Regions from separate parts of the Mus musculus genome. Here regions 1, 3 and 4 are each linked to region 2. Evidence: chromatin loops called from intact Hi-C (ENCODE). Cell type or tissue: heart. All regions are shown on one strand.

The links. Hi-C counts contacts between places; a loop is a spot of excess contacts. Peaks named below come from ENCODE experiments on the same cell type or tissue, not always from the same donor. Only the 100,000 strongest peaks of a DNase experiment are listed, where the experiment ranks them.
Region 1: a loop joins it to region 2, with 2.3 times the contacts of the local background. A loop is called at or near these places in 3 of 42 quality-filtered maps.
Region 3: a loop joins it to region 2, with 4 times the contacts of the local background. A loop is called at or near these places in 3 of 42 quality-filtered maps.
Region 4: a loop joins it to region 2, with 4 times the contacts of the local background. A loop is called at or near these places in 2 of 42 quality-filtered maps.

The regions. Positions count from the first base shown.
Region 1 is chr1:137,588,250-137,596,249 of GRCm38, forward strand. No RefSeq gene overlaps it. Among named protein-coding and RNA genes, the nearest start is that of Gm34306, 180 kb to the right of the region's middle. In heart, no CTCF peak of the experiment used is centred here; a DNase peak (open chromatin) is centred at 3,222.
Region 2 is chr1:138,040,511-138,048,510 of GRCm38, forward strand. No RefSeq gene overlaps it. Among named protein-coding and RNA genes, the nearest start is that of Gm34353, 51 kb to the left of the region's middle. In heart, a CTCF peak has its summit at 4,251 (motif pointing left); no DNase peak of the experiment used is centred here.
Region 3 is chr1:137,649,915-137,657,914 of GRCm38, forward strand. No RefSeq gene overlaps it. Among named protein-coding and RNA genes, the nearest start is that of Gm34306, 110 kb to the right of the region's middle. In heart, no CTCF peak of the experiment used is centred here; DNase peaks (open chromatin) are centred at 3,767 and 7,067; H3K4me3 peaks cover 500 bases; H3K27ac peaks cover 2,873 bases.
Region 4 is chr1:137,640,472-137,648,471 of GRCm38, forward strand. No RefSeq gene overlaps it. Among named protein-coding and RNA genes, the nearest start is that of Gm34306, 120 kb to the right of the region's middle. In heart, no CTCF peak of the experiment used is centred here; a DNase peak (open chromatin) is centred at 4,450.

The DNA of each region.
Region 1 (8,000 bases), 450 kb before region 2:
TGCCTTCCCTGAGCAGTATGCTGGCAGCACTCTAGGTAAGCCAGCAGTGAGTCAGACACACAGTCCGGCACCCATAGTGCTATAGAAGGGTCCAATTTCCTTTCCTTGCCAATACTAGTTATTATTATCATTTAGCTTTCTGTTGTACCAACCTAACTGTCCAGATCTGGAGTAATTCAGTTTGCCAAGGGTTGCTAGCGTGAAGCATGAGTTGTTGAGCTATGCATGCTTGAGTCTGAGTCATGGTTGCTATTTTGAGACCATGCCACTGGAAATCCTCAAGTCAGAGTTAGAAAGGAGGTGGGAGCCTATAAACAAAGATTGAAAAGATAATATCAGCTTTGCACATGCACATATCATGGCTTCTGAATATATACAATATATCATCACTGCCACAGATGCCAAACCCTGGGATAGGTTGGAAAGGTCCTCTGGCACTTGACCTGGCATCATTGGAGCATAGCCAAAGCATAGAGTCATGCTCTTTCCAGACCCCTCCACAGTTTCTGCCTTCTGCCATCTGTCACTTGCTACAGACCATAAAGGATTCTCAGCTCAGCGTTTTCAAGGTCCAAAGTAGTTGGCAGCTGAGTTCTGCACCTAAAGAAAGTGTTACTGTGTAGAGGGTTGGCCTAATGTTGCTCGTATTCTAATGGTCATTTGGGGCTCCCAGGACACTAAATGACCCTCTCCCAAGTTAATTGTGATTGGTAAATAAGGATGCCAACAGCCAATAGCTGGGCAAAAGAGACATAAGAGATGTTGAGGTTTCTCAGGCTGGGGAGAGAGGACCAGGAAGAGGGAAAGAGTAGGAAGAAGCTGCCATGGAAGAAGAACCGACAGAAGGGAGGAGAGCCACCTGGGCTTAGGGCCAAGAGAGTTTGGCCCAGAGGGCTGCCCAGTTGGAGTTGAGAGCATCCCAGATGGAACATAGTAAATAGTAAGTAATAACTTGGGCTTATCAATAGGAAAGTAGTTTCTAATTGCAATGCTGTTTCTCTGCACATGAGGTTCATTTTACTATGTTATACACCATCCCTATCTTCTTACGTGATTGGGGACAGTCCTCAGCTATGGCACCAGATGCTATTTTTAAACACATGGGTTACAAAACTCAAACCCACATACATTTGGAACTCTCAGTTCAGTGATGCATAAAGAGAACCAGCCCCTTGACATTTATGTCTAGGCTACAGGGTTCTTAGTACTTGATTCTTAACCTTTCCTCACTCAGCCACTATGGACCTGATAGATGGTGAATGGTGTCCATCACAGTCACATGAGTCTAAATACTCTACATGTTAATACATTGAATATTAAGTATCACTCAGTTTTGCTTGTGTATGTTTGGGGAGTGTGTGGCCTGGAACTCAACATGAAGTCTATAATGGCTGCCCAGAGAGCCCGAAGGATCTAATCTGTCTCTGTTTCTTAGTGCTGGGATTACAAGCACCCATTACCATCCCTGGTTTATTTGTGTACTTTGTGGAAACCAAACTGAGATCTTTGAGTTTGCAAAACAAACACTTTACTGCTTTTGTTTACTGTGCTTCTGCGTTGTGTTCAGTGTACAGCAGAAAATCACAGTGAAGGCCAACACCGTGAGGTTTCTCACTATGTTTTCTTCTAGCTGTTTTATTCTTTTAGTTTAAAGGGTTACATCTGTAGTTCATTTAGAGTTGAACTTTATTAGGTTCAACTCCTAAGGATCAACTTCTTAGGAACATTAGGTTCAACTTCTTAGGAATATCTCCAACAAGGACCTGATCCCTGGCTTTTCAAGAAAGAGTTTCAGTGTAGACCTGCCTTCTATGATGCCATCCATGACAGACACACAGAAACTTCATAATTCAACCCTAAGTACACTTTGATTTTTTTGTAGTCCTGAATCGTATTGAGAGAGGCCTCCAATTTCGTTTTTATATGTATCAATCCAGTTCTCCCAGCATTATTGAAAAGATTTCCCTTTAATTATCCTGGTAATCCTGTATCAGTTGAGAACGGTATAGGTTTATTCTGGGCTCTCTATTCTGTTTCAAAAGTCCATATATTCAGCTTTGTATTAGTACATGTTGTCTTCATTTTTATAACTGTGTAATGTAATGTGAACTCTAGAACCACCTTCAAATTTCTTCTTTGGGTTCACATTGCTTTGACTTCATGCGAGTTTTAGTATTATTATTTGTAATAATTTGTACTTCAGGGAAGGAGCCACCTTGACTCTCTAGGGTTGCTTTCATTTGAATAATAGAAATTTGTTAACTTGAACAAATTGACAATTAGTAGATTAGGCGATTTTTAGAAGCCAATGCTATTTTTAGACAGTAAGAAAACATGGAAAGAAAACCTTTCTTCATGTTCTACTAAGTCTCGTTCCTTTATTCATATTTTAAAAAGTCTAACTCTGGTTTTCAATAATATTATTATAGTGGAATGAAACAAAGTGACATAATTTTCATAGATTCTGGCTATAAGCTCACCATTTATTTGGTTTACGAATTTTAAAGTGTTTTTTTGTCACGTGTTGGCTGCTCTGTTAATTCTTTCTGTGTTGCTGTAAAAGCCTGGCTGAGTTACCATGGGAAAAACTTGGTTTGACTAACATCTCTGGAAGGTTCTCAGCAATGGATTCAATGTTTCTGTTTTCTTTTGCTTTAGTTGGAGTTTTAATGAAGCAGTATAGCTATTAACATACTCAGGTGCCACATGCCTCAAATCCTATGACTATGGACTCAAGAAAAATTACTTTCCTCTCTGCCTCAGTTTCTTTCTTAAAGAGTATCTTTATCATAGTACCTACCCTGAAAATCTTCCATGAGGATTAAATTAATTAGTATAGGAAAAATTCTTATAGAACTGACCACCTTGTTAATGCTCCTAAGTACAACCTATTATCACCATGCCTGTTGTCATTTTTCTTTCACTACCTCATATATGCTCCCAAACAAACTTTATATAGTATCCAGCAGTCTATATGTCGAATGTATATGCATATACATAGTCACTATATAACAAAAGAACAATCTTGAATGTGCACTCACTACAGTAATATAATGGCTTAAGTGCTATACTGTACCTAAATATTACTGTTTTTTTTTCTTTCTCTTGTTCCTATACTAACAGTTTATAAATAAATACACAGTAACCCCAGTGGGAAACCTGGCATGTCCGGTTTACACAGTCACCAGCTGGCTGGAGGGCTGGTGGCTTTGTGTCAAGAGCTAGCTCTCCTCTGCCCACCATTCTTTGCCAGGAAATGCCTTTCTTGTTATTCGTCATTGCCTGGGGATTTTCTAGTGATGGTGTTAATACTCCAGGAGATGCAGGTCTGGATTAAGAGCTTTTCCATGTCTCTTTAGTCCACTTTGAAATCTACCAGTAAAGTGATAACTTTGTCCAAGAAAAATATATTTGAAGTATTTCAAAGACTTTCTAACGTAAGTATAGATTGAATCCTATAATGAAAAGTAGCAGCCAGTAAGAGGAGCTGGTAGGTAGGACTAAAATATTAGACAGTAATTGGATCTATGAAAGTATCCACAGAAGGCTTACTGTGTCCCTAATATTATAAATTTATGGTATGCCTATATCTCCAGCAATCTTTGGCATTTATAATAATGTTGAAGAGACAGACCCAGAAAGTAAAAACAGTGGAAGAAATCAAACTGTTCATGTCACAACCCTGTGTTGACACAAACAGGGCTAATTAAAAAAAAAAATTGCTGGCAATCACAGTCATGTGAACTTAGGTCAGATTTTTTGAATATGGTAAAGCAATTAGCAAGGATGTTTGAGAGCTCAGAACCTGGCTGACAAATGCGCCTCTTGAGAGCTGAGATCACAAGCTTTTCTCTGTCGACAAATCTGAAAACAATAAAATACAAAGGAGAACCTGCTACTGATAGAAAACTTTTCTCTAAAAAAAACTTGGAACAGCCTAGACATGAGCACATGCAGGTGTCCTGAGGAGCTGGCAACAGCACTGATTGTAGTACTCTTTTGCAAAGCATTTTATTAGGTGTTGCTAGGAATGAAAAGGGTTCCAGGAAGGTAGATGAATGAAGGATGGGAGATGGAAGTGGTCAGTGATGTGAACCCCAAACAGGGACTAGACCCCGGGGAGGGGATTGCCCTTTCCTAGGTCTCTGTCAGGATATAAACAGTAACTTCACCAGGGAAATAGCCTACCCTGCAAGCCTCACACCCAAGGGTCTTGTTTTGTCTTCAAGAGGTCACATCTCTGACAAGGACCTGATCCCTGGCTTTTCAAGTAAGAGTTTCAGCGTAGACCTGCCTTCTCTGATGCCTTCCATGACAGACACACGGAAACTTCATGTCCTAGTTGTTAATGGCTATTTTTATTTCATATTTTAAAACATAATTCGACCCTAAGGACACTTGATTATTTTGTAGTCCTGAATCGTATTTTTTTTTAAATACTGTATCTGTTTTTTGTTTAGATCATTTTTATGATGAATATTTACAACTGAATGTTGATCTGAGTGTGACGATGCTACATGTTTATAAGCCCAGTCCTCTGGAGGCTGAGGCAGAATTACAATCTCGAAGCCAGAGTAAACGCCACAGTGACTGGATGGCCGTATGCATTTTAGATCTGCCTGGACTCCAGGGCGAGCTGCTATCTAAAGCAGTGGCTCTGAACTTTCCTAAAGCTGGGCCTTTATATCCTTCCTCAGGTTGTGGTGATCCCCAACCACAAGGTCATTTCAGTTTTTGCTCCTTCTTAACCACAATTTCAGTACTGCTGTGAATCTTAATGTGATTATCTGTGTTCTCCAATGATTTTAGGAGGTCCCAAGTGAAAGAGCTTTTCAACCCCCAAAGAGATTGTGAACCAGAGGTTGAGAACAGCTGATCTAAAGAAGAGGGAAGTTGGGGAAAGGAGGGAAAAAAACAAGAAAAGAAAAAAAAATACAGAAACTGAAAACACTAGGCAATATAGAATTTTATTTTAATCTTTTTATTATTTATTGATTTTTATTAGATATTTTCTTTATTTACATTTCAAATGTTATCCCATTTCCTAGTTTCCCCTCTTAAAACTCCCTATCCCTTCCCCCCTCCCCTTGCTCACCAGCCCACCCACTCCTGCTTCCTGGCCCTGGTGTTCCCCTACACTGGGGCATAGAGCCTTCACAGGACTAAGGGCCTCTCCTCTCATTGATGACTGAATAGGCCATGCTCTGCTACATATGCAGCTGGAGCCATGAGTCCCACCATGTGTATTCTTTGGCTAGTGGTTTAGTCCCTGAGAACTGTGGGGGTAATGGTTAGTTCATATTGCTTTTCTTCCTATGGGGCCGCAAACCCCTTCATCTCCTTGGGTCCTTTCTCTAGCTCCTTCTTTGGGGACCCTGTGCTCAGTCCAATGGATGGCTATAAGCAGATTTCTTAACTGTCCTACAAACAACCAAAAGTACTGGTGGTAGCAGCTTTAGCAAACCAACTTGTTTGCTATGGCAAAGGATACCGAGGGCTGCACGGAGATATGGACTGGAGAAAATGTAAATTTCAACTCCCTTTCTAGAGAGGAAACGGAAGATTTAAATTCCAGTTTCTCTTCTTTTGGTCTATGTGTCCAAATCCTCATTTCTCAATGATGTAATGCAACACGACTGGAGCCATTTGAAGAGCCCTGTGTATGACAGACAGATCCTAGACTACTCCACTGTATCAGCTGAGTTCCTCTTTTTAGGGTAGAGGGCCTGTGAGTTGCTTCCTGTGCCAGCATCCCAAGAAAATGGGAAATTCGAAAGATTTCTTTTTTTTACAGAGGAAAAGGCGAGGTGAACACCACCAACGGTTGTGTTTGATGAGTGCATTAAATAGGCACTACACACTTAAGTCTCACCAGCACTGCATTAAGAAAATACTGTAGTTCAGAAGTACTTTCTTTTCCTGATTCAAATAGTCACAGTTTATAGTATTTTGTGTCTTCATGAAATATCCACTTAAATATCCACTTCATTGGACTATGTGTGTGTTTTGGTTTTAAAAATCCATAGACTAAGGATTTTCAGTGAAATGATAAAGTTGTATAAACATTTTCTAAATTTTAAGATGAAGTGTTCCACATTGAGAAGGACTTGATGTTAGAAAGGTTAGTAACACAGGGGTGACTGGTTCATAGACTTAAGTGCTGACACTCAGGGGTTCTCATTATATTCCTAGGTACTAGAGCAAGCTTGCCACCTAACTGATGCAGCTTAAACAACTAGGTGATATCTTTATTCACTTGCTAGAGTTGATGGAAATGATACTTGAGGAGGTGGAGTCAATGTGACCAAGGTCACATAGCTTGCTCTAGGCAGGCCAGGCATGCACTTCTGCATTTGGTTTTTTAAGTCCATGTGTTTCAGAACTCTACCTTATACAATCATGTTCACTTGCCTATTACAATCAGTTCTAACTCTAAGTGACTATGTGATGAATATCAAATGTTACATATAAATGCTTAAACAGTCTCATAGTCCATAGTTTATCAAGCCAAGTTCTTAAGACATTAGAATATGCTATGTACTTTATATTTCTGATATTGTTTGGGTACATGTTATTATCCCACTAAATATTAGTACAATTAAGCATAAAATCTTGATTCTATGTTTATATAGTTGCCAATTGTTTTTCTCTGCCCCACTCAGAGACTCTCCAACTCTTACACTCAGCCCATTTGACTCTTTGACTCAGCTTAATGTAAGTAAATCTGGGTTTCTTCTTGTACTTTCTACTAAGGGGAAAAGGAAATGCAAACAACTACTTTAAATCTCTGGGTTTTCTTCTTTCTTCTGTTTAGAACAATATTAAGTCAGATGTCCTGTGAGTTCAAATAGTAAAGTTTCCACCTTATAAAGCCCTTATGAAGAACACCTTATATGTGTTCTTGAATTCAGTTTGCGAATATTTTATTGAGAATTTTTTCTGTCTATGTTCATTAAGGGTATTGGTCTGTAGTTTTCATTTTTGTGATATGTCTTTATGCAGTTTAGGGTATTGTTTTAGTTTGATTTCTGTTGCTGTGATAAACAACACAGCCAAAATCAACCTGGGGGAAAGAAAGGGTTATTTGGCTTCCAACTCCTCCTTCTCATCCCTCTTCCAACTCTTCCCAGATGCTCCCAACTCTCTACCCAATCAATTTCTGGTTCTGTTTTTCTCAGAAAAGGAAAAAAAAAACCACTAACATACACATATACAATAAAACCAACACCATCACACCATCATCACTGGTCAAAACATAACCACCCCTGCGAGAGAGAGAGAGAGAGAGAGAGAGAGAGAGAGAGAGAGAGAGAGAGAGAGAGAGCGCTCATAAAAGCACATCATTAGAACACAGAGATCCTATGTTGTATTCCCCAACTACTTTTAGGCACAGAGCCGACCCCGGAGTGTGGTTGATATGTGCAATGACACCTCACTCGAAAAAACTATTTTTCCTTTCCCAGAAAGTATCAATTGCAAATAGCTTCTCGGTTAGGGATGGGACTTTGTATGCACTTCCTTTTCTCCATGTTGGGAGTTTTTCCTGGTTTGAATTTGTATAGGTCTTAACATAGTGTTAAACATAAACAAAGGGGCAACTGGAATAGAAGGATTAAAGGAAGAAAGGCATGCAGACACAGTAAAAGGAAGGAAAACAGAGAGGGATAGGTAACATTGAAACCCTTCTATTGTACCATATCTATCTATCTATCTATCTATCTATCTATCTATCTATCTATCTATCTATCTATCTTCATTAATATATTTTACTATATTCCACTCTCAATTCTGAAAATATAATGTGTGTGTGAAAGAAATTTAAATGGAGTTACTATATATATATATATATATATATATATATATATATATATATATATACAGAGAGAGAGAGAGAGAGAGAGAGAGAGAGAGAGAGAATGCCCCTAGACAACTCATGCCACCAAGTAGAACCTCCAGTGCCAGAAATGAAATATGACTTGTTGAGTCATTAGTCAAAGAGG
Region 2 (8,000 bases):
CTGTAAGCGCAGGGCCTTCTCCTCCTGCAGAGGATGATTCTTCAACAGGGCAGCCATCGGCAGTCCTGTCCACCCCCCTACTTCCCACCACTCCCTTCCATAGACCCAAGGGCCAATGCTCAGGTCTCTGGATTTCTCCCTGATTTCTGCTTGCTAAGTTTCTCAGCCAAGGGAAAACCATTAAGTGTCAAATTGCATGAACAGAGCGTCCAAGTAGCTGCCTGTTCCAGGACCAGTGCCTGCCAAAGGACCTTAAATAAACTCGGCTGCAGGGGAGATGCTGAGATGATTCCTATGTGGTGTGTTTAGTTTGTTAAATGAACACACAGAGCGCAGTTTCATCTGATTAGTTAGCGTGAGTCACAAGAGCAGACAACACAGCAGGCTTTCCCCCCTCTCTTCTCTTCTTCTCTTCTCTTCTCTTCTCTTCTCTTCTCTTCTCTTCTCTTCTCTTCTCTTCTCTTCTCTTCTCTTCTCTTCTCCTCTCCTCTCCTCTCTTCTCTTCTCTCCCTCCCCCTCCCCCTCTCTTCTCTTCTCTTCTCTCCCCTCCCCTCCCCTCCTCTCCTTTCCTCTCCTCTTTCTTTCTTTTCTTCTTTTTTTTCTTTCTTTCTTTCTGTGTGTGTGTGTGTGTGTGTGTGTGTGTGTGTGTGTGTGTGTGTGTGTGTTTGGTGAGGTGGGGGGCGGGGGGAGTCTGTTGGGTAACAAGCCAGTCAATACAGTACTTAGGATGAAAGAAAAATCCATGCAAAGAATGTAGTAACTCTTTATTTATTTATATTTCTAGTCAAAGTAGAGAGCTAAAGTCAGACAGTTTCTCTGAATCAATGGCTGTGTATCTCCGTAGTATAGATAGAAAAATCTTATACTTATAAGAGGAAAGAAAGAATCAATAAACCTTAAATTACAGTTACACGCGTAAACTGCCTCACCACCATTCTTTTAAAAGCCATTATTTCCATGCAATATTTTTCTGAAGGAAGCTGGATCCCTTGTGCACACCTGAAAAAAAAAAAAAAAAAAAAAAAAAACGAGGACATAGAGTCAACTTAAATATTCTTCCTCTTAATAAATTTTATGCCACCTGACTGATTTTCCCATTAGAAGGTGCATTAATATAAATGACTCTTAATGAGTGCCCGGAGCTGGAGGCAGAAGCTCTCGTGTCCTCCAGAGTCCAGGCGATGAGGAAGAGATTAGCAAGGGGCAGGCAAGTCCTGCTTGCTGACACTTCAGTCAGGAGCATGTTGGCTGGAGTGGAGAAGAAGGCAAGTGGAATTATTATGGTGCCGATGCTGGGTTTATTTTTTGCAGATAAAAAGCAATAGAGCGGTCAAGATCCAAAGCGCTGCTTAGTCACCCCAGTGCCATCAGCATAGCATTTGGAAGATGTGAGTTTCAGGCAGATGTTGAGGCTGGGGATCACAGACATGAAAGATCAGCTGTTCGCTGATGAAAGCCATGTCAAAGGATGCCAGCCTGGAAGACAAGACAGGATCTACATGAGGGCAAGAACTGGGCACCCTGCTTTGTTTTGTACACGTTTTGGTTTGCTTTGGTATTTATGTGTGTGTGTGTGTTATTGATTTCCTTCTTTTTTTTTATTTATGTGTTTCTCGTTTTCATTTTGGGGTCTTCAAGAGAGGGAAGGTGAAAGGGAGGGAGGGAAATGCATGGGTTGGGTGGGTAGGGAGGTAGGAAGAAGTTGGAGGAGGAAAAGGAATATGATCAATATATATTGGATACAAATTTTATGTGATATGAGAAGCTGTTTGGTTTTTGTTGTTGTTTTTTCACAAGTTGGACTATGTCAGGGAGACGCTAGTGCATCTCAGAGGTGGAGAATTGGGAGAGGCAAGGAAACTCTAAAGCTAACCAACTGAGCCACAGGGCAGCACTTGTACAGACACAGAGATAGGGAGAGGTCCAAATGTTAGTGCCAATGGCAACAAAGCATCAAGGGAAAACTAAATTCCTTACAGCTGATTCAGGGTCTCCAGCACCCAGGACAGGACCACTCTGAAAAATGCAAGTCCTTATGTGAAAACCCAGGCTACTTTTGTATCATTATCCTGAAGCTGTGTGGAGAGAGACAAGGCTAATAATGAAATTGGGGAACTATCAGATCTCTGAGACAAGTCCACCTTTCTGGGGTGCATCCCTCCTCTGGCCCAAGGATGATAGTGTGAATCCTCAGTATAGCTAATGAAGACAAGAGGCTCTGTGATACAGCCTGTGTGGTTCTGTGATCTATAACTCAGAGGCCAAGGGCAAGCAGTAGTGAGTCTTAAGTCAATACAGGTCACAAGGACAGACTGGATTGATCCTGTTAGGATGCCTACAGACCACAAACACTTGACCAAAGTGGCAAAGAGGTCTTATTCCCTTGTAAGTCAGCTTTCCTCAAACGTGTTCATTTTGTGAGCACGAAGTAAATAAAAATAGCTCAAATGTCTTCTGGAGTCAAGGGCAAACTGAAGACCTGAGTCTTGCCTGAGGCTTCCAATTTGCATTGCCAGCCTGAAGGATCCTATGGCTTAAGAACTCTGCGGAGTCTGTGGAAATCAAAGCCTAGAAACACAGAGGTGCCCATCTCCCCTTGCTGGAAAGCTTCACCTTAAGGAATAGTTTGAGATCTCATGGGATAATTACCCTTAGAGGCGCAGAGTCACAAGGTAAGAGAAATTCACGTGAACAAAAAGCCAAGGTTAACTAGAATCTCCAGGCAAGTGTTTCATCGAGAAAATGAGCCTCACACATATTAAAGGGAGACTGCAAAGCACAGAGTAGCAAAATCAAGCAGGTTCCTTGAGGAGATGCTACCGCTGCCCTCCCTCTTACATAAGGGCAAAGAAACAGAGGCACATAGAAGATCAACCCCCAAAGTGGAGAGGCAGCAGCAAGGTCACAGAAGACCGGGATCGCAGTGCAAATGAACAGGGTGCCAGAGTGTTCTGCAGGGCTGAGTTAACGGAGCAAACACGAGCGTTGTTTTCAGTGTGGTATGTCCTCAACACTATTCTGGAGCTGTCACCAATTAATATTTTCTCACCTCATTTTCACTCATTTTTTGTTATTTTCTAAACTGTGGAGATATTTGAGCTGGAAAAAAGTCTAATGCTTGGATAGTTCTGAAAGGACTTGTCGGCCAGCCTGTTGAGGCAGAACTTCTGTTGGTCATCAGCCCAACAGAGTTAAACTGGGGGCTCCAGAGAGACAATAAACAACCCTAACACAGCATGAGACAGAACTGGGTTCTCCCCTGGAAGCAGTTATGGGGACACTCCCCCCTCCCCCCCAGAAGTCACACCATATTGGAAATTGTGGCACACAAAGAGACTTATGAACACTCGCTTCTCCAAAGCCTGCCTTGCCCTCGATTCTTATTTACTATTGTACTTTGACCCAAGTCACTCTCCTGCTTCTAAAACCACCCAGAGAGGACTCTCCATAGTCTTCCCTGTGCTCCACCTGCCATTCCATAGGTTCCTAAAGGTTTTGGCAAGGAAGGCTTGATAAAGTTTTAAAGTGTCAAGAGGCACATGACAAGAGACTGCTCTTGATGTAATCCTGAGACTGACAAATAAATGAGGTTGATATATATAACATTGCAAAATTTGTGTCAGAGAAGACGATCTAGTGTGGGAATCACACACACTGTCATGAACACATTTGCAAACACACTCACCGACATTCTTACGCACACCTGTGTTGACACACACACTCACACACATGCACACTCTTGCAGGCACACTCACACATAAACTTACACACTTCTAGTCACATACACTTACCCACACGTTTGTACTCACATACACAGAAGCACTCAGAACTCTTGCACACATACACACACTTGAACACATTTACACACACACACACACACACACACACACTTTGCAGGGAGGCTAGTATTGTATGTAATGACAGATAGGAGAGCTATGTGAGGAAACACTGGCCATAAGTGTCGCTCACTCTTGGGTGCCTCATGTCAGAGAGTGATCCAGCAGTAGGTTCCCATGAGACATAATTGGAAATGCCATGCTGGTCCTGTTTGGGAAGACTGTACAAAATTCAAGCTAAAGTGTTTCATCCCACAGGAATAATCTTAGTTTATTTTAGAGTGCCATTCCTGTCAGCAATATCAGTGACACAATATGCATGCACACCCGTAAAAAGCACCATACAAAGGAATACTTAGAAGCCCCACCCACCAGCAGAAGGAAACTATTGCAAAGGTTTTAGCGCACCCTGGTGGTCATTATGCTTTCTACATGGGGCGAGGAACAGCAAATATATCTGCGCAAAAAAAAAAAAAAAGTTTCATTACATGATTATCTCTGAGTATATTCGTACTATTCCGTGTCCTTTGAAATTAAGCTAGAAGCATAGACCAGTAGAATCAAATATTATTTCTAACATATTCATTCAGCCTTCAGTCAGCAGGAAATATATATTTCCAAAGTGTTCTTGACAAAAAGTCCAATCTTATTGTACTTATTGTGGACTTGAAAAGCTCCTTCCATAGAATTCATTTGAAAATTATTTGAAGTGATAATTTCATCTTGAAATTAAAAATGTGTTTTAAAGTATGTTAACATCTATTTAAATAACAAGACTCAAATCCAAATTTAAAAACTGAATAAGCATAATACTTTGTTTTGTTTACAGGTAACCCATGTACAGTAGGAAAAGTTTAAAATAATTATGCAATGTGCTCATCTTATATCTATGATCACATGCTAACAGGGCTGACGTTGTCTACTTGCTGTCTAGAATACTTATGCATAAACATTTATGCAACTTTATGTTTCATTAAAAAAAAACTTATTCTCAGAATGTGATAGAATAGCCAACATTTGTCATTATGTCCCAGATAATTGTTCTGCCTCCACCTAAGCTGAGATTGGAATCTTGCCTCCAGCTCAGTAACGACTCATTTCCTAGGGAAATTCAGAGATTTATTTTCTCCAACATTTTAGATTTTATAATTTAGTGAGGTCAGATTTGTTTAAAAATTTTTAACCATCTTCCAAGAACTCCTCTTCTCTCTCTCTAAAAAAAAATCCTCTATAGTCCCTGATGAAACCTGTGAGACAAGTATGTAAATAAACCCAGGGTCTCTGTGGTACATTTATCAGCCCTCAGCTGTGATCCCGGTGATCTTTAAGTGTCCTTTAATACAGGATTTTCAGAGATGAGATGATACTTTCATTTTTAATGAACACATCAGTGCTTCTTTTTGGGTTCATAATTCCAACTCAGGTATATATATATATATATACACACACGCGCGTGTGTGTACATATATGTATATGTACGTATATGTGTGTGTACATATACGTACATATATGTGTATATATCCATATATATGTATATGTACATATATGCATATATATACACACACCTGAGTTGGAATTATGAATATATATAATTTTTAAAATTAGATGTTTTTCTATTGAGATGGGATTAAAATATCTGCTGTACTGTGTGATGGGCTAGCTCAACATGAAAACTTTCCAATGTGCAAACTGGTTCTCTTCTTAATCCTACATTGAAGTCATTCTTTGCTTATCACCCCTTAGTTCTCACGTACTTAGAAGCTTTCTTCTATCAAAGTGAGTGATTATTGAAAATGGATGCTTCTCCTGGTTGGACAGAAGACTCCTTCTTGAAGTCTTATGCCTTATGCTAAGCTAAAAGTCCAGCAAAGCCTTTGGACTGAGCCTTATGAAAGCCTCCTAAGACTGGAACCACTGATATCATATGGATGAAAGGTGACAAGACTCTTAGGAGTTCCTTCCAAGGTCCCCCCTTTTGCCAGAATTCAAATTTCCACCATAGAAGAGGTGAGCAAGTACCTGTGATATGATCTCTTGGCAGGACAGCTTCCTGTAGTCACCTATGCTGTCCTGAGAAATTCTGATTCACTAAAGTAATCAGAATGTGCTGTTTGTGGTTTTAACTAGGATGTATAGATATTTCTTTTTATCTTTCCAGGGAAAGCCACACACACACAGATAATCTCACCCATAAAATGCAGCTTCTCATCAAATAAAATGTTAAAGGTCTCCTCAGTAATGAAGTCACTGAATGGGTTTCTTTGACCCGGTGAGCATTACATTTGTAGTAGGTGTTGTATTTTGACGGAACCATGTGATCATTTGGGTGGGGTGGAATCACTTAATGTGTAATTGCATGGAAGTTAATCAGATATTTGTTTTTGAACAAGTCCTAAAGGGTGGGGAAAAACCCAACTCCTAAGGCATTTTCTAAGGGGTCGTATTTTATTAGCTGACTTAAGATACTCATACCTCTTACCTTAAAGCTTGGTGTGTAACTCTTTTGTGTAAGGTCAGCACCTGTTGAAGGGGATTCAAATGATGGTAGAGCAGTTGCTTCCTTCAGGTGAAAGTCTTCAGTAGCATAGGCCACGGATGGACAGAGCTAACTATCCAGTCGCTTCATTGATCTTTCATTCAAGGTTTTCTCTGAATTCCCCTAACATCCAACTCGATTTCTCTTCTCCTGGTGCGAGGTTTTGTCATTTTCTAGGCCAGTGTCCCACAACCAAGTAATACTCAATACTCTATTCAATAGCGAGAGGTTAACGTACATCACAGAGTCCGATTTCTTCTTTGCATTTTTAAATAACCTTCAATAAAATATTCCCTAGCCTCGCCTGTGCTCACTGAAGTGTGGCCTCTGTGAAGGTGAGCCAGGAACAGAGGTTAAATCATGCAATGGAGGAACTATTAGAAGGGACCAATTGTACTGTAGGCACAAAGCAACAAAGGCAAAGAGGGGGGTATATGTGTGAAATTCAGTGTGAGCAGACTGTGTGAGAAGACAGGGAGAGTTGAGCACTGCTTGTAGTATGTTTGTTCATGGAGTTCTGTAAAACCCGTAGTTCAAAGGAGTTATGAGGAAGATTATTCTCCCCCACACAGCATTACATAGTTGCCTGCAGTCCCATGTGTTCAGGAGAGGCCTCCTGGCGCCTTTCCCTATGCACATTAGCATAGTCTTCACCAGGAAAAGCACATGGATTGGTTATCCAAAACAAAATGGCCATCCTTTAAAATATCCATACAAGTTATGTCACACAGAGGGAGGTTATACTTATGTATTTAGGAATACATATGTGTGTGTTTATTATTCAAATATATGACATACTGTTTGTATACATACTTTATATATGTACAATAGAAATATATCTACAATATATGTATATGTACATTGTGTATATATTATTTGTGTATATATATGTATATATGTATATATCGTGTATATAAATAATTAATTTAAAAAGAGGCAATTAATTTTAAAAAGAGTAAGGAGATGTATATGGGAGGGTTTGAAAGGAGGAAAGAAAAGGGAGAAGTGAAGCAATTACATTATAATAGCAGAAGAATAAAAGAAATAATTTTAAAAATTATGAGGGCAGCACATAAATGCTTGGAGCCGGAGGCATGTTAGATGTTTTATCATTCTTTTCATTTGCCTGTGGACCAAAACCCCTTCAAAATGCAGTCTTGGGGTTGGGGATCTGGCCCAGTTGGCAATGTGATTGTTTTGTAGTCATGAGGATCTGAGTCCAGATCTGCATTGTCTCATAAAAAGCCAGGCACTGAGTAACTGCAATGACTACTTCTTCAGCCTTCTTTCTGTTGCAAACTACCACAGAAGGGTGCACAGAGGCTCAGATGGGGTTCTCAATCTGGGGTGCTCTGCCCGAGAGAGACACTGGGGGAAAAGTTTCAGTTACATGGAGTACCATCGAGCTATGGAGTGCTATGGGAGCAACAGCTGGAGCACCCACCCTAGCTTGGCTCATAGACGATAGCCTCAGAGTCCATGGGAATTGATGTGTCTTCAGATGGTCTCCAGTCATTGTGTCATCAGGGCAGAGGTCTGGAGCTGGGCACAGCAATGGAATGAAGAGATGCTTTCTTCCCAAGGTCAAGAGGAAACTCCAGAATGTAAATCACATGCAAGCATCTGTA
Region 3 (8,000 bases), 390 kb before region 2:
GATTTGGATTTGGGGAGGATGTCAGATACAGAGCAAAAATGTAGGAAGCATGTGACAAGCCTAAAAACAGAGTCTATACTCAGAAAGAACTGAGTAGTGAATGTGTCTAGAGAGTGGGATGTTAAGCAACAGGAGCCTAGTAAAGCCCTGAGGAGTCATTCCATTCTGAGTTTCTAAGATGGGACAGTAGGTATTTGGACTTTTGCAGAAGCCTGGGCTAAATGAAGAGTCTGTTTTCAGGGAGCTGATAAGACCCAGAGAGTTAACATACTGGTTTTGTGTATTTCCTCATGTCCAGCTTCCTTTTGCTGTGCCAAAGAACTTTTTTTCTCCACCAATATCCTGGTTCCTCTGGTCGGGGTGGGGGGTGGGGGTCCTGAAAGGAAGCACCTGGAGTCTGCACAGCAGCTGGTAGGAGGTGGTGCCGGCTCCCACACAGCTTCAGCAAGATCAAATGCATTCTCTGAGATGCCACATTGTTTTACATGCAGTCATAGGCTCTTGGTCAAAATTCTTTTTTTTAAAAAACATTTTTCCTTAAAGAGTTTTAAAACTTGCATGAGATAATATTAGCAGAGTATCCAAATGCGTTCTAGAAATATGTAGTCTGTAGATTATCCTAAAAGGTTAAATGTCTCTTACTAACCTGTTCACAAAGAGGTCAGGAAAAGCAGTAAGGGCACATTAGTATTTTAAGGAAGCTCAGATGTCTCAACCTTTCAATTTTTCTTATCATTAATTAAAGAAGCTATGAAGTGGAGACAGGTCATTTGCTAAGTCTGTACGTGTCCAATTTGTCTTACTTCAACTCTAATTTTATTTTACTTAAATGTCTCTCATTTTCTCTGAATACAAAATAGATGCTTTTGCTGCCTGGACCTTGGCATTTCGGTATCCACATGTAAATGTGCTCCAGAAATGTGCCCACATTTGCCTGTTTCCTAGCTACTGTGGCTTCTTGAGCCTTCTGTTCAGGCTTCTCCTCCACGTTGGATGGATCCCTGTCTGAGGGAAGGTGAGAAAGGTCATGTGGGAGATACTAGTGTTTGCACTGATCCTTAAAGTAGTAGGTATGTGTTAATATTTCACATTGGTCTAAATCATACCAGTATGTGAAATAAGTTAGTCTCAAATTTAGTTTGAGACTAGATCAGAAGGTTTTCTTTCATTGTTTCATTAAAATAGTTATTCCATACATATTTCCTCTGGATGTCCAACCTTCTCCTCAACCAGCTTATTTTAATTACCAATGGAAGTGAACCCCCCCTCAGTCCATTAAATCCCCAGCAAAGTACTTCTTGTGTAGATAATTTCATGAGATCAAAAAGAAATCTAACCATGCTGAAATTTAAAAAACATGGGACATCCTTACTGTGTCCCATGCACTTGAGAGAGGGTTAGCTCCTATGGTGATGTAAATAAAATCTAAATCATTCTTTATCTCTTATTCTAATTTATGTATTCAAACTAAAATGAGATGTATGTTAACAATTATAAATTTGTCTCTTAAACAGCAGCACATTGTACCTACATTGCTTCTGTTGTTATATTTTAAAATATATAGCTCTTGGCCTATCATTCTTTATTTTGTAGTAACTTTTATGTCCCTTTTCTTTTCTTTTCTTTTCTTTTCTTTTCTTTTCTTTTCTTTTCTTTTCTTTTCCTCTCCTCTCCTCTCCTCTCCTCTCCTCTCCTCTCCTCTCCTCTCCTCTCCTCTCCTCTCCTCTCCTCTCCTCTCCTCTCCTCCCCTCCCCTCCCCTCCCCTCCCCTCCCCTCCCCTCCCCTCCCCTCCCCTCCCCTCTCCTCTCCTTTCCTCTCCTCTCCTTTTTTCTTTTTTGTACTGACCATTCCATGAACTGTCAAAGGAGCTAAAGAAAAATTGCCAGCTGCAACTATTCAGTAAATAATAAAAAAGAATGTAGATAAAAATAAGCATATAATATGTTTCTCCATTTTTATAAATGATCAGGGAGAACTCAACCTGTTTTCAATTCCATCCTGTCATTAAAGAGCATAGAGGAAATTCTGAATGGGGAGATTTTTGCAGTCTTGGAAATAATTAGACATGCCCATAACACATTACACATACTCACATACTCTTACATGTACTGGCACAAACACAGACACCCTCACACAAACATTTAAATACTTACAACATATCCATATACAAAATGGCTCACAGACACATATATCCCTTGTAAGTTTAACACTTACTGAGTCAGAAGTATAAGCTATTTTAACAATATTAAAATAGGGCTCTTTCCATCGTCTCTCTTCAATGTCTTTCTTTAATAATTCATGATTTTGATTCTACAGTTTTTGTGTCTTCGGATACGTTTTTATGTATTTAATTTTGAAGTTATTGTGAGTAGTATTCTTTTTCTGTTTTCTTTTTTGGTACATCAATTATTAGTATATAGATTTAATTTATATATATGAATTATATATTATATTTACATATTATATATATATCTATATATATATTATATATATCCTAAGTGTCAGGGAAAGTCTTGTTGAGATCATATGACTGTATTTGAATTTCAGGAGCATTTCAGATAGATTGATATGCATGCATATATATATATATATATATGTATATGTATATACATATATACATATATACACACACACATATATATATGCATATTCATATATAGATATAAAACCTTCCTTCACACACTGGGACCCATCCACAGTAGAGGAGGAGTTTGAACAGAAGGCTCAAGAAGCTGTAGTCTCTAGGAAATACCCAAAGTGGGCGTGTGTATGTGTGTGTGTGTGTGTGTGTGTGTGTGTGTGTGTGTGTATCTGATCGGTTTCACTCACTAGATATTTTTATCAGCACATACTAATTACAGAAACTAGTGAGTTTTGTTGTGACCATTTTATGTATGCAAATGAGGTACTCTGGTCATGTCTATCCCCCTATTACCCTCTCTCCTTCACTGCCCCATCCCCTTCCTCATCTTATGTCACTTCTACTTCCTCCCTACCTCTATCCACAGATTCTACATAAAAAGAAAGAAAATAAAGTCTGGTCATTTTAGTTTCTTTTTTTATTACTGAGTTTTGTGTGTATGTGTGTGTATATGTGTACATGTATATGTTTGTGTGTGTGAATAATTAGAGACTAATACTGACTAACAGTAATGTTGTTGTTGAAATAGCTTACATTTCTGACTCTGTAAATGCTAAATCCACAAGAGGTAATAGGTATATGAGTCTTGTGTTAACTCAATAATAAGGGAGGGGAGTGTTTCCTAGCTGCAGGGTGGATTAGGTGTATGTGGTGTGTGTGTGTGTGTGTGTGTGTGCCTTTCATTTGTTAATTCAGAGTGCTCTTGGGCGGGTGCAGTGCCTGTATGGCCAATCAGTACTCAAAGTGGTTTAACTAATTCACCACTACACAGAGGTACCAAAAACAACAAACAGCGGGGTGTTGGAATGATAAATAGTGCAAAACAAGTAAAACAGAATATAAAAGATCCTCAGAGCTCCATGCATCTGATTCTTGATAAAAAGATTAAAAATAGATTATACAAAAGATAGTTTCTTTAACAAATACTGTTGGAAAAACCTAACATAGACATGCAAAGGCTCAAGGCAGTTTCTCATTGCTCACTCCGTAAGTAGGACTCATCACTAGCATCGCGATGCTTTCTTTGTTGGTCTCTTGATTTCACTTTGCTGAGAGAGGCACAGTAGAGAACTTCTGGCTTCCCTAGCAGTTCTGGTTGCTCCCACTACCTTGTGCTGATTGGGCGGAGGCCTGGATCTGTTTCCTGGATCGTGCCACAGCTGCTGATTTGTGTTGTGTTTTTGGCATCCTGACACAAATGAACTGGACTGCTGGTACCCTGACAAACAGAGGTTGGAATAGCCCCTTGTCCTATTTACCATCTTCTCTTCTCTACCTTTGGACAGTGGGCTAGAAGGGTAGTTGAAGCATTTGTGAACCCTTATTAAAAGTAGGGTTTGTTTCATTTTTAGAAAAAAAAATTAAGCCTGCAAAAATGAGGAAGGTGATGGGTCGTTAAGGAGCAAGGGTAATAGGAATAGACATGATCAGAGTATCTCATTTGCATATATTAAATGGTTACAACAAAGCCCATTACTTTCTGAAATTAATATATGCTAATAAAAATATCTAGTGAGTAAAACTGGCTAATCTGTGCACAACTTCATGCACAGTTCTGGTCCCAAATAGAATCCCTCATTTTGGTAGAAAATAACTTTTCATGTTTCTTATGTTTTAAGTCTCTCCATGTTCTGCCTGAAATCTGTTCCAAGGATGTTGTCTGCCTTTCTAGAGCCACACTTGAAACCATCAGTCTCTCTTGTTCTCACTTTTGTTTTTAAAATAGGTTCACAAAGCCACCGGAGTCATAGCCCAGAGAGGAATTTTTCCTTCTTTATAAAAGTCTGCCTGTACCCCTTACAAGCCTAATGAGCAAATAAAGCCCCAGATGTGAGTTGTTTTAGCAAAGCTTAAAAGTGTTTTCTTGGCTCGTGTTCAAGATTCTCTTTAAATATTTCACCATAAAAATCTCCTGACTGCTTTTCTTTGTGGAACTGAAATGGCATATTGGGAAAATATGTATTTTCATTTAAAATAAAAAAAAATGAGCGCACAGTAAAAACGTTTTGTCCCAAGAAGCTTGAATTACAAGCTCTCAGCTCAAACTTCTTTTGAAGTTTTAATTCCCTCTTTTCTATATAAAGAATTCAGGACTAAGCTATATAAATATACACTATAGGAAATCTGGCTGATACAAGAACTCATAGCTTCTTTTGGAACTTTTGAGAAAATAGTGTTATCTGAGTATATCCTGTTCTTTTGAGACTAGAGAATTATAGCTAGAAAAAAATCTTCTGTAATATAAATAAAAATTAAGTAAACAGCAATAAAAGAATAAAGATGGTACATTAAAAATACACGGGGGTTAATTCCTTGGCTTTAGAAATATTTAAGCATTGATATTTTAGTCGTATTTTGATTTTCACTTTACTGTTGGCATCCTCACGTAAAAATAATGGGAGGAAGCAAACTCAGTTCTAAGCTCGTTTTGACTTGTATGTAGGTCTGATAAAGGATTTGGTGAAGAGGCTAAAAGGATGAATGGAGCACCTGATGGTACTTGAAGTGTGAAGTAGTTCATGTCCACGTTCTCATTTGCCCCAGAATTAAGAAAGCAGTATAACTGGATCTGGGAATGAGGACCAGGCCTGGATGTTACAGGAATTTCCTACAGTCTCAGGTGAGACATATTTAGAATATACAAGGGCTATGGTTCTGCATCACAGTCAAATTTAATCCTAACCACTTATCACTTAATTGTCATTTAAACATTCTTTTGAGGAAAGAAAGATAACTCTAATCCCAAAATTTCTGGACTCTTTCTTCCATTGCTTTGTGAATACTTACTGCTCATTTTATTAATTTTTTCTTTCTTCAGTGCTATCTAAGGTAACCTATATTTTGATGCAGTTCACATTCAATTAGATATTAATTAGCCCTTCTATATTATATTTTTTAAATTAAGTTAATTTTGTTTATATCATCACCTTGCTGGCTAGTTTTATGCCACAGGCTAGAGTCCTTGGAGAGGAGAGAACCTCAATTGAGAAAATGCCTTTAAACGACCAGGCTGTAGGCAAGCCTGTAGGGTATTTTGATAATTAATGATTTAACGGAGAGGACCTGGTCCATTGTGGGTGATGCCATCCCCAGGCTGGTTGTCCTGAGTACTATAAAAATAGACTCATATAGAAATAAAGGAAAATTTTAAAAAGGGAAGTCAAGTGGTGCAAGCCAGTCAGCAGCACCCCTCCATGGCCTCTGCATCAGCTCCTGCCTCCAGGTTCTGTCCTGTTTGAGTTCCTGCCATGATTGCCTTCAAAGATGGACTATGATGTGGAAACATGAGTCAAGTAAGCTCTTTCCTCTCCAACGTTGCTTGGCTCATGGTGTTTTATTCTAAAAATGGAAATCCTACGTAGGACACTCACACTTCATTCTTCCATCAAGTCTAAAATATAAAACCACAAACAAATAAACATACAAACAAACAAAGAAGCAAAGATGAGAAGATAATAAATTGCCCAGCTAGAGAAACTCCATAGCTTCTTAGTGCCATTCACTCCAATAAAAAAATAACGTACAAATCGTTCTTTGCCCTGCACTGTATTGTGCACAGAGTGGTCATTTCTCAGTCTTCCATGGAGAACCACAGTGACATGACTCCTTTTCACCATTCAGAAGATCAGTGCCCTGAAGTCTGAGAAGTTAAACTAAGTGTGCAAGCCATTGAACTGTTGGGACCAGAACTCGTACGGATGGGATCCTGGTGGAACCTGTTCTCACACGTGTGACTTTGACCTCTCTGGTATGTGACTCTAGTGATCTGATATGGGATCACTTAACGTGGAGGAAGCCTGTTTCTAGACAGTGAATCTTCGAATGTGGTTGAGACTCTATTCCTGCAAAGAACTTCATTAATTGTGTATTTATTAAAGAGCAGCTAAAGTCATTTAAAAGATTAAAACATATTAAGATCATAGTTTAAAAACTTGGCATTATGAAACAAACCATGAATTAGAACACAAAATGTAAAAATAACCACATTTATGATAAAAAGTTGCAAATAAAAATGATCACATTTTGATTTTTATTATTACCCAAATACTTCGTGTCACTACACCATCTCATTAACAGAATTCTACTGTTTTCCCTGGCTTATATAGTCATAATTTTGTTTGTTATTTGCCAGATGGATGGTGTGCTTGCAGGAGTAGTGAATAAAGAGTTGGAAATCTTTGAATTATGCATCACAGGGAACTCAACTTGGTGTATGCTTTAGTTCACTGTTAGGAGATAAAATGGATTACTACATAATTTTGATCTAGTTGTGGAAAACACCTATACTTATCATCATTTTAATTTACTCCTTCATTCCCCAGTCTGAAAAAATGCTAGGTGTTGAGGCAACAAGGGAAGGCTTGCTCTTTCTCAAGATAACAAAGGAGCTGGAATCCATCTCACAGCCCTGCTCGGCACTGTGCCCAGGTCATGCTTTGATTCATAACGGCATCCGCGAGATTCAGCGGAAGCTGTGCTTTTGTTTTGTTATGGTTTTAAAGAGGATATTTTGGTAGTAATTTTTGGTACTTAATTTGTAGCCAATCCTCCTTGATGAGGAACATAATAATATTGCAGAGCTGAGCTGAAAGTTTATCTCAGGCAGGCACTAAAACCTGAGACATGATTATACTCATGAGCTGCTGAATCTATTCTGAGGCTCTGACCTCATTTCCACCAAAATAGACCTACACTCCACACACTCAGAGGCTCACCGATGGCTGTTTAATCTGCCACATCATTTGAATATGAATACACTCACTTTTTAGACAGATCAACAATGCCCTTTTCTTGTTTCCCTTGCAGGTTCAAGTTTCCTTTGTTTGGTAGTTAGATCAGATCAGTAAGAATGCTATACAGTGCAAGCTGCTATGGGGCTGACAAGCAGTGACTGTCAGTAAAATTTCATTCATGAAAAGTGCTTGATCAGGAATTAAGCAGGAATTAATTCAGTGGATTTTTTTTCACAAAGCTTTTCTTAGTTGCGTATCTACAGTGCTAAACTGAAAAGAGTGACGGACAGAAGGAAGATAGAAGAGAGGGAAAGAAAGAGACAGAGACAGAAAGACAGACAGACAGACAGACACACACACAGAGACAGACACACAGACAGACAGACAGACAGACAGACAGACAGACAGACAGACAGAGACAGAAGGGGACAGAGACACAGAAAGACAGAATCAAACTTCATACTTCATCTTGACTTCATCCAATAATTCTTCAGTGGGTAGAAAACAGAGGAGAAGAGAGAATAGCTTTCTGGAGACTTGCTTTTAGACATCATCCTGTAAGTGTACTTGCAAAGTTCATAGCACAAGGTTACCTGGCAGATGATACGGTGAACAGTCACCATCAT
Region 4 (8,000 bases), 400 kb before region 2:
CTCTTGAGAAAATCATTTGCAAGGGTTTTATACATATTAGGAGAGGGAAATAGTAATAGTAACCAGGGCTTTTCTTTTCTTTCCCTTTCCTTTCCTTTCCTTTCCTTTCCTTTCCTTTCCTTTCCTTTCCTTTCCTTTCCTTTCCTTTCCTTTCCTTTCTCTTCTTTTCTTTTCTTTTCTTTTCTTTATCAATTAGATCCCAATCCCAGACAAATTATTTTAAAATCTGTCTTGATAGAATACAAGCTGCTAGTTAAAGTAGTTCAGACCTTGCATCATGGGAGGCTTTATTGTGATCTGTTTTTATATTTAGTTTACTAATTCTACATGTGTTAGATATTTGTTTGTGATAAGTCACATGGGCCACTTTTGGAGATGAGACATTAATGAATGTAGTCAAAGCCATGGCCTGCAAAAATTAAACACAAAGCTCCCAGAAGTAGGTTACAAAGACGCAAATTTGTGCTTACTCTGTAAACCCAAGGAGGAGGAGCAGCTCTAGTTCGTCCTTGGCTAAGCACAGAGGCCGGGGCTCAGCGACAGACACTGAATGCTACTTTGTCCATTTCCCAGAGCTGATGTCAGTCTTCAGCTTGACCTCAACGTGTAAATCAGCAGTGCTCAGACTTCCGTATTTCACGGTCTAGATGATTAAAAGAGAGAAGAAAACCCCAAAACAAAAGACTATTCAACAGACAGGATCAATTTTATTTTGACAAGCACACAATTTAAATAGCAAATAAAAATAAACCAGGGATCCCTACCATCTCTGATTCCTTTTAAGATCACAAGAGGGGAATAGATTTCATGTTCCCAAAGGAAATAATGGAGATAACATTAGAGCAAAGAACCTTTTTTTTTTTTTTTTTGCATCTAATATTTGGCTTGGACATGGGTCATCTCCAGTAGTTCATTGCTGCTTGTGGGGACTTCAGTATGACCTAGTAAGAGGTAATGGGCCTTCTTAGGAAGAAGAACTGGTGGGAACTTACTGGATGATGGGACAGCTGTTTACCAAAATTATTAATACCCTTATGGAGACATGAGTTAGTTTCCATATAAGTGGATTGTTACAAAGGTGTTAACTTCCTCCATCTCTGGCTTCTTGTAACACATGACAAGCTTGAATTCATGCCATTTGGGATGCCCCTTCTTACAAACAGTCCACAATTAGCCAGTGGACCCTCATTCCCCCTTTCAGCATCATCTTCTTGTGCTTGCATCCCTTTGACCACGCACCCAAGGCTTGCAGTGACCCAGCATTTCTTTTTTTCGCTCTGTCTTCCTCACTTTTCTTCACCTTTTTGTTGTTGTTTTTTCAGTAGCCCAGTGCTATACAGAGAGGACAGCACCCTATTCACTAGCAGGTCCAAAATGTGGACATGTCAAAATTATCTCCAGAAGGCTGCATTGCAGAGTTCCCCCTCAGTCAGGAAAGATGAAATTATTCATGGCACAGATTTGAACATGGGTCTTATTTATGTTCTTTTATTGGGCTGTATTAAGATAGTCAATAGATTTTTTTAAAAAAAAATAAAACTTTTTTACTGTGTGACTCCTATTGAATTATTTACATAAAAATGATCATTTGCCAACTTATTAAAAAACAACTTCCAATATTTCTTGCTTGTTCTGCATTGGTACTGTCAAAGACATGCTCTTAATTTCTAAGATTCATGGCCTTCACTGTCAAAATACTGCCTGATTCTCGTGTGTCTTACCTGGAAGGAGAAATCATAAGATCAGAAGGAATATCTATGGTTTGGGTGGATCTTGTGGAAATCGAAATTTAGTTCCAGGCTTCATTTTGCTTTCGATCAAAGCAATGGAACTGCTGTTTCATTGTGTTCCGACTTGCCTCTTTTCTCTTAAGATGCTTCGAGAACTTCAAACACAATATGGGTAAGGGTCTAACAGTATTTGATGAGACAGTGGATTGACTAGACTAGCTCCTGCAGATAGACCTAGCTGACATGTCCTTCCTTTTCTTTTTTTTCATTCCCATCATTTTTGCCATCATACTGTTGACATGTTTGAGTATGTTATTATATGTAGTATTACAAGTATTATTATTATTATAAGAAGGAAGACCAGGAAAAGCACTCTTTTCTGATATCATTCCAGATAAACAATCTTTAAATGGTAATTCTCTTCTGTTATAATTTGTTAGGAATCTTGTATGTATGTATCCTTGTATCAAGATGATTCTGAGTCTCTGCTAAAAAACAAACCCTTCATGAAGAAGCTATCTTCAATGAACAAAGGTGTGGTCATTCAGATCTGAAGTAGGGTACCTAGACCTCAACACTACTGACACTTGAGGACAGACTGGTCTTTGCCATGAATAGTTTGGTAGCATCACTGGACTCTGCCCATTAAATGCGAGCAGCCGCCTGTGCTACTAAGTATTTTTCTCAACTTGACACAAGCTAGAGCCATCTGGAAAGAGGGACCCTCAACTAAGAAACTGCTTCATCAGATTGCATATAGGCAAGTCTTTGGGGAGTATTTTCTTGACCAATGAGTGGATATAGGAATTCCCAACTTACTCTAGGCAGCGCCACCGTTGGGCACGTGGTCCTAGGGAGTGTAAGAAAGGTAGAAGAACATGAGTCAGACACATCAGATTCTAGTGAGCAGCTTCCCTCTGTGTTTTCTGCTTCTGCTTGAATTCCTGCTGTGACGTCCAGTGATGTGAACTGTGGTCAGGACCTGTAAGACAAATAAATGTCTCCCTCCCCAAGTTGCTTTTGGTCATGGTGTTTGTCACACCCACATAAAAGTAAACCAGGACAGTGCTCTTTAGAATTAAAAAAATGCAGAATCCCCCAGGGTTTGATAAATAGCTCCTGTATAAAGTAATAATATATTTCTTTTCGGAAGATTATATTTTTGTTAAGTACATGTATCTTTGAATCAAAAACTTGTAGCTTTGACCTAGAGCTCATTTCTGAGGGACGTTTCTTGACTTTCTCTTCCTTCCTTCCTTCCTTCCTTCCTTCCTTCCTTCCTTCCTTCCTTCCTTCTTTCCCCTTGATGCTAGAAATTGTCCCCAAAGCTTTGCACATGCTAAATTCATGCTGTGCCACTGACACCCATCTACTCACCACTAACACCTAGTGTGGCATTTCTAGGCCTTTATATTTCATCATTTATCTTTAGTATACTCTGCACTGTCACAGAACTAATTTTCCTGCCACACATGGAGCTGTGTATTCCAGAGAATTAGTTTGGCAAGGAGCCAACACAGTTAATTCACTCACTGTTAGGCTCACCCAATTCACTTAGCTCTGGTAATCTACAGTAATAGTCAAGATGAGCGAAAGTATGGCATAACACACTTCAGCATATTTGGCTATGCTCATAGTAGATTGAGGAAATTGATTTTAAAATGCTTTTAACTACTGAATTAGACACATGGAACATTTTTTTTTTTGCCCACATGTTGTCTCTATATATCTAGGTATATTTGCTATATATATCTAGGTATATTTGCTCTAGAAGAGCACCTTGTGTGATATGAAGCTGAGCTGTTGGGTTTACAGTGTCTGTGCACAGATAAGGAATTGATGGAAGAGAATATTAACTGAAGGTGATTTGATTACATTTCCAATGTAAGGTTTCAGAGTAAAGAAACTGTTTTAGACTCTGGCAGAAATTAGTTGTGATAACCAGGGATTAAGAATCAACCATGAAGCCTTCTAGTAGTATTTAGACAATAAGTAGATGTAAACTCTTGGGTAAATAGTCATGATCCTTAGGTCTTGTGTGTAGCAAATAGCAAGATTGACCTGTCAGGAAATCTCCCAGTTCTGGATTCATCAGAAAACCTCTAAAAGTAGGAAGGAGGAAAAAGAATACATGATTTACTTAGAGAAAGAACGAAGAAATGAGAACATATATAATAAACTTTATAAAAAGTGAGTCAGGGGGACAATGCAATGATGGCCACCAGATTGTCAGGTCTCAGAGCAACACTACCGAGTAGCTTCAGAATCTGCGTGTATTTGAAGAAGAGACAGTGGTGATCCCCAGAGCCACATAGAATAATTAACTTTATTTTATCCTTAGCTGGTATGTGGGAAAGAAGTTTCCCATCATTAAGAGATACCCAGTCAGACTCTCCTTCCAGGAGGGACAAGCCCAGTTAGGGACTACAGTCTCTATTGCCAGTCCTTTCAGGTCTGCCTCAGCTGCTGAGAGCCTGAAGGAATGTGGAATAGAAGGAACAGTGGCAGCCTGCATCTGCAGCTTGGCAAAAGGGGATAGGAAGGCCAAACTCATTAGTCCAACATGAGCCCTGTGAAGGAAGAGGCTTTGATGGGTCCGAATTACAGTTTACGGGGTTTTATTCCTCTGCCTGCCAGAGGCGGAAACTTTATCTTCCTGTCCATGGAATTTGTAATAACATTGTGCACCTCAAAGTACATTCTAACATCTGCTTCCAGAAGCCCAGCTCGTGACAGCTGTACCACATGCAGAAGCGATAGTGTGGAAGTTAACAGCATTTGGCAGCTCTCTCCCATCCTTCCTCCTGTGCGTCCTCAGTCCAGATATAGGAACTTTTATGCTGCCTTTATTTACTTGGAGACTGGTCTTAGAAACCTTTGCAATACTGCTGTGCTGTTAGCAGAGTTGGGTGGTCATCCGTAGAACCTCAAAGCCCATTTACATACTTGGCCATTAGGATAGTGGTGAAGTGGTTTGCACGATACGAGTTCCCACAAACACAGCGTAACACAATCCAACTCAACACTGTGGCTGCTCACAGGATTTATCATCACATCCTTTCACTAAATGTTAGGAGCTATTTTACATTGACTTTGACAAGTTTTTTGATTATATTTTGCAATGGAAGTATATAATCTTTTTCCATACAAACAGAGGCAGCCTGTGTTTATCAACACACATCTGGGAAATGGGGTAACTGGATAGACAGATACTCTTGAGGTTGCTGAAGTGGAAAGGAAAAGAAACAAAAGGAAACATGGAGGAAGCAAAGCATTTCCATCAGTCTGGTCAGCAAGGAGGAAACGAGTGCAGGGGAGCATCCTCTAAGACGAACCACATGGCTCTGCAAAGCAGTCCTGAGCTCTGATGGAAAATATCTGAGAAGCGTGTTTGAGTACTAGATTAAAGAAAATGTCATTGTTCTAGGGAAAACTGATTTCATTGTCTCAGTAGTCCTACACTTCAACACATTTTTGGAAATAAAAGATGTATCTTGAAGATTCTAACTTTACAACTGGAAGCAATTCAGTGCCTCATGCCAAGAGCACGCTGCTTGCTGAAGTTCAGAGGAGAGTGAGCACTGTTGATTGATGTTGACATCGTTCTCTGCACAATAAAGAGCACTGAGGAAGGGAGCATATCGCTCGCACATGTATGCGAAAGGACCAGGGAGGGAAGGCAAAGACCTCTGTTATCCCTCCCACTTCCCAAAATACTGAACCTGTCTGTGCAAGGTTTTAAGGAATCCCTTACTACAGTTTGTGTGTGGACATCAAGGCTAAGTATTGATATTGGAGGAGTTTTTTTGTTTTTTTTCAGATGCCCAAGACTTACAGGGCAGATTTTATTCAAACCACCATGTACAGCTAGTACAGAACAGAGATGGTATTCAAACCCACACAACATGTTAGTCGGTGCATACTTTCTCAAAGTTAACTAATAGAGGCCTAGCATACAGTATTTGCCTAGCATCAGAAATGTGCATATAGACTTGCTTGTCTGTTCTATTCACTGCCTTTAAAAACACATCAATATTCTGCGTATCTGCTAAGTTAAAGGGGAGAAAATTCATAAAAGTGTTATCATAAAAGACCTTATGGAGGTGTCAGGTTTTGAGCTGAACCTGGAACAATTATGTTCAATGTTTTTGAAAATTATTATTATTTTCAATTTTATGCACACATCTCAGAGATGTGCCAAATGGTAGAAAGGGCCAAATGGTAGAGTTATACAAAGCAAAGGAACCAAGGAGAGCAAACTCGCACAGGCTCCTACCCTATTCATAGGAAATACTTATGAAGCTCATGTATTGATGGTGTGCTTTTACTTCAATGTAAAGGATCATCTCGAAGTTTGATGATGAGGATGAAGAAATAGAGGAAGAATATTGTCTCTCTTTGGAAAGAGGTGGGTAAAAGGGGGGAAGAGAGAAGAGGACAGAGATGGAAACGGAGACAGAGAAGGAGAGACAGAGAATGAACTTGAGCCACTGGTCATTTGTTTTTTTCCCTGCTCTTCCTAGTGGTTCTACCTGTCCACCACAGGAATAAATCAGTGTCAAGCAAAGACTTAATAATGTTGTATTACTATTCCCTGCAAGTTAAAATTCAAGACATTGAAGTTTTTCTCCCTATAACTTGATAGAATTTCTGAGGTAGTTCTAATAATTAATCAAATGGTTTAGCTTACTAAACAACGCATGAAGTGCAGTCACAGAAATGCATTTGCCATAATTGTCAAGCTTATTTCCTTTCTTTTTTTTAAATTTATTACGTATTTTCCTCAATGACATTTCCAATGCTATCCCAAAAGTCCCCCATACCCTCCCCCCCCACTTCCCTACCCACCCATTCTCATTTTTTTGGTCCTGGCGTTCCCCTGTACTGGGGCATATAAAGTTTGTGTGTCCGATGGGCCTCTCTTTCCAGTGATGGCCGACTAGGCCATCTTTTGATACATATGTAGCTAGAGTCAAGAGCTCCAGGGTACTGGTTAGTTCATAATGTTGTTGCACCTACAGGGTTGCAGATCTCTTTGGCTCCTTGGATACTTTCTCTAGCTCCTCCATTGGGGGCCCTGTAATCCATCCAATAGCTGACTGTGAGCATCCACTTATGTGTTTGCTAGGCCCCTGCCTAGTCTCACAAGAGACAGCTATATCTGGGTCCTTTCAGCAAAATCTTGCTAGTGTATGCAGTGATGTAAGCGTTTGGAAGCTGATTATGGGGTGGATCCCTAGATAAGGCAGTCTCTAGATGGTCCATCCGTTTGTCTCAGCTCCAAACTTTGTCTCTGTAACTCCTTCCATGGGTGTTTTGTTCTCAATTCTAAGAAAGGGGCACAGTGTCCACACTTTGGTCTTCATTCTTCTAGAGTTTCATGCATTTGGCAAATTGTATCTTATATCTTGGGTATACTAAGTTTTGGGCTAGTATCCACTTATCAGTGAATACGAATTGTGTGAATTCCTTTGTGATTGGGTTACCTCGCTCAGGATGATGCCCTCCAGGTCCATTCATTTGCCTAGGAATTTCATAAATTCATTCTTTTTAATAGCTTATTTAAGAGAAAATTGTACACTATGGCCTCTTAAACTCCTGCATATATTTATACATCACAAATCAACTAAACAAGAATCAGATATTTTTGCCCGTGGCTACTTGTCACCAAGGTCATCTTCTGCTGAAGAAATATTTGGGTACCTGGTGGAACAGTATAAGTTACGTTTACCTCAGTGAGTGTAATTGGGTATATGATATATAGCCAATTAGTATTATTAGTAATGATAGAAAATCATTCAGATATTGTCATTACTAATTTCTATCATTACTAATTTTCTATCATTACTAATAAGGTAAAGCCACCCAATTTCCTTCTTAGGTCATCCCTCTGTTCTTATGGAAGAACAGAGCCAGCATATCTTGCTGATCTCCAGGAACAGGATGTGAGCTTCATCACATGAGCAGTGCCAAGCACAGAGTCGGTGATTATAGAATGGATCAATTCGCCATTGGTTGATACAGAAAGTGCTGCTTTCCAGCCTTTTCCTTAACACACCCCGGTCCAATGGAACTGCGGTACCATGCTATAATGATGATTCTCCATGGATACCAAATTGCCAGGAAGTAGAAAGAACAAAGACCATGATAGCAGACAATTCAGAAACTCAGCTTCCAAGTCGGGTGCTGAAACAGCTCGTCATCTGAAACAGTCCATGGGTGTGAAGGAGCCCATGGTCAGCCATTTTCACCGACAAGCTCTGCTTATGT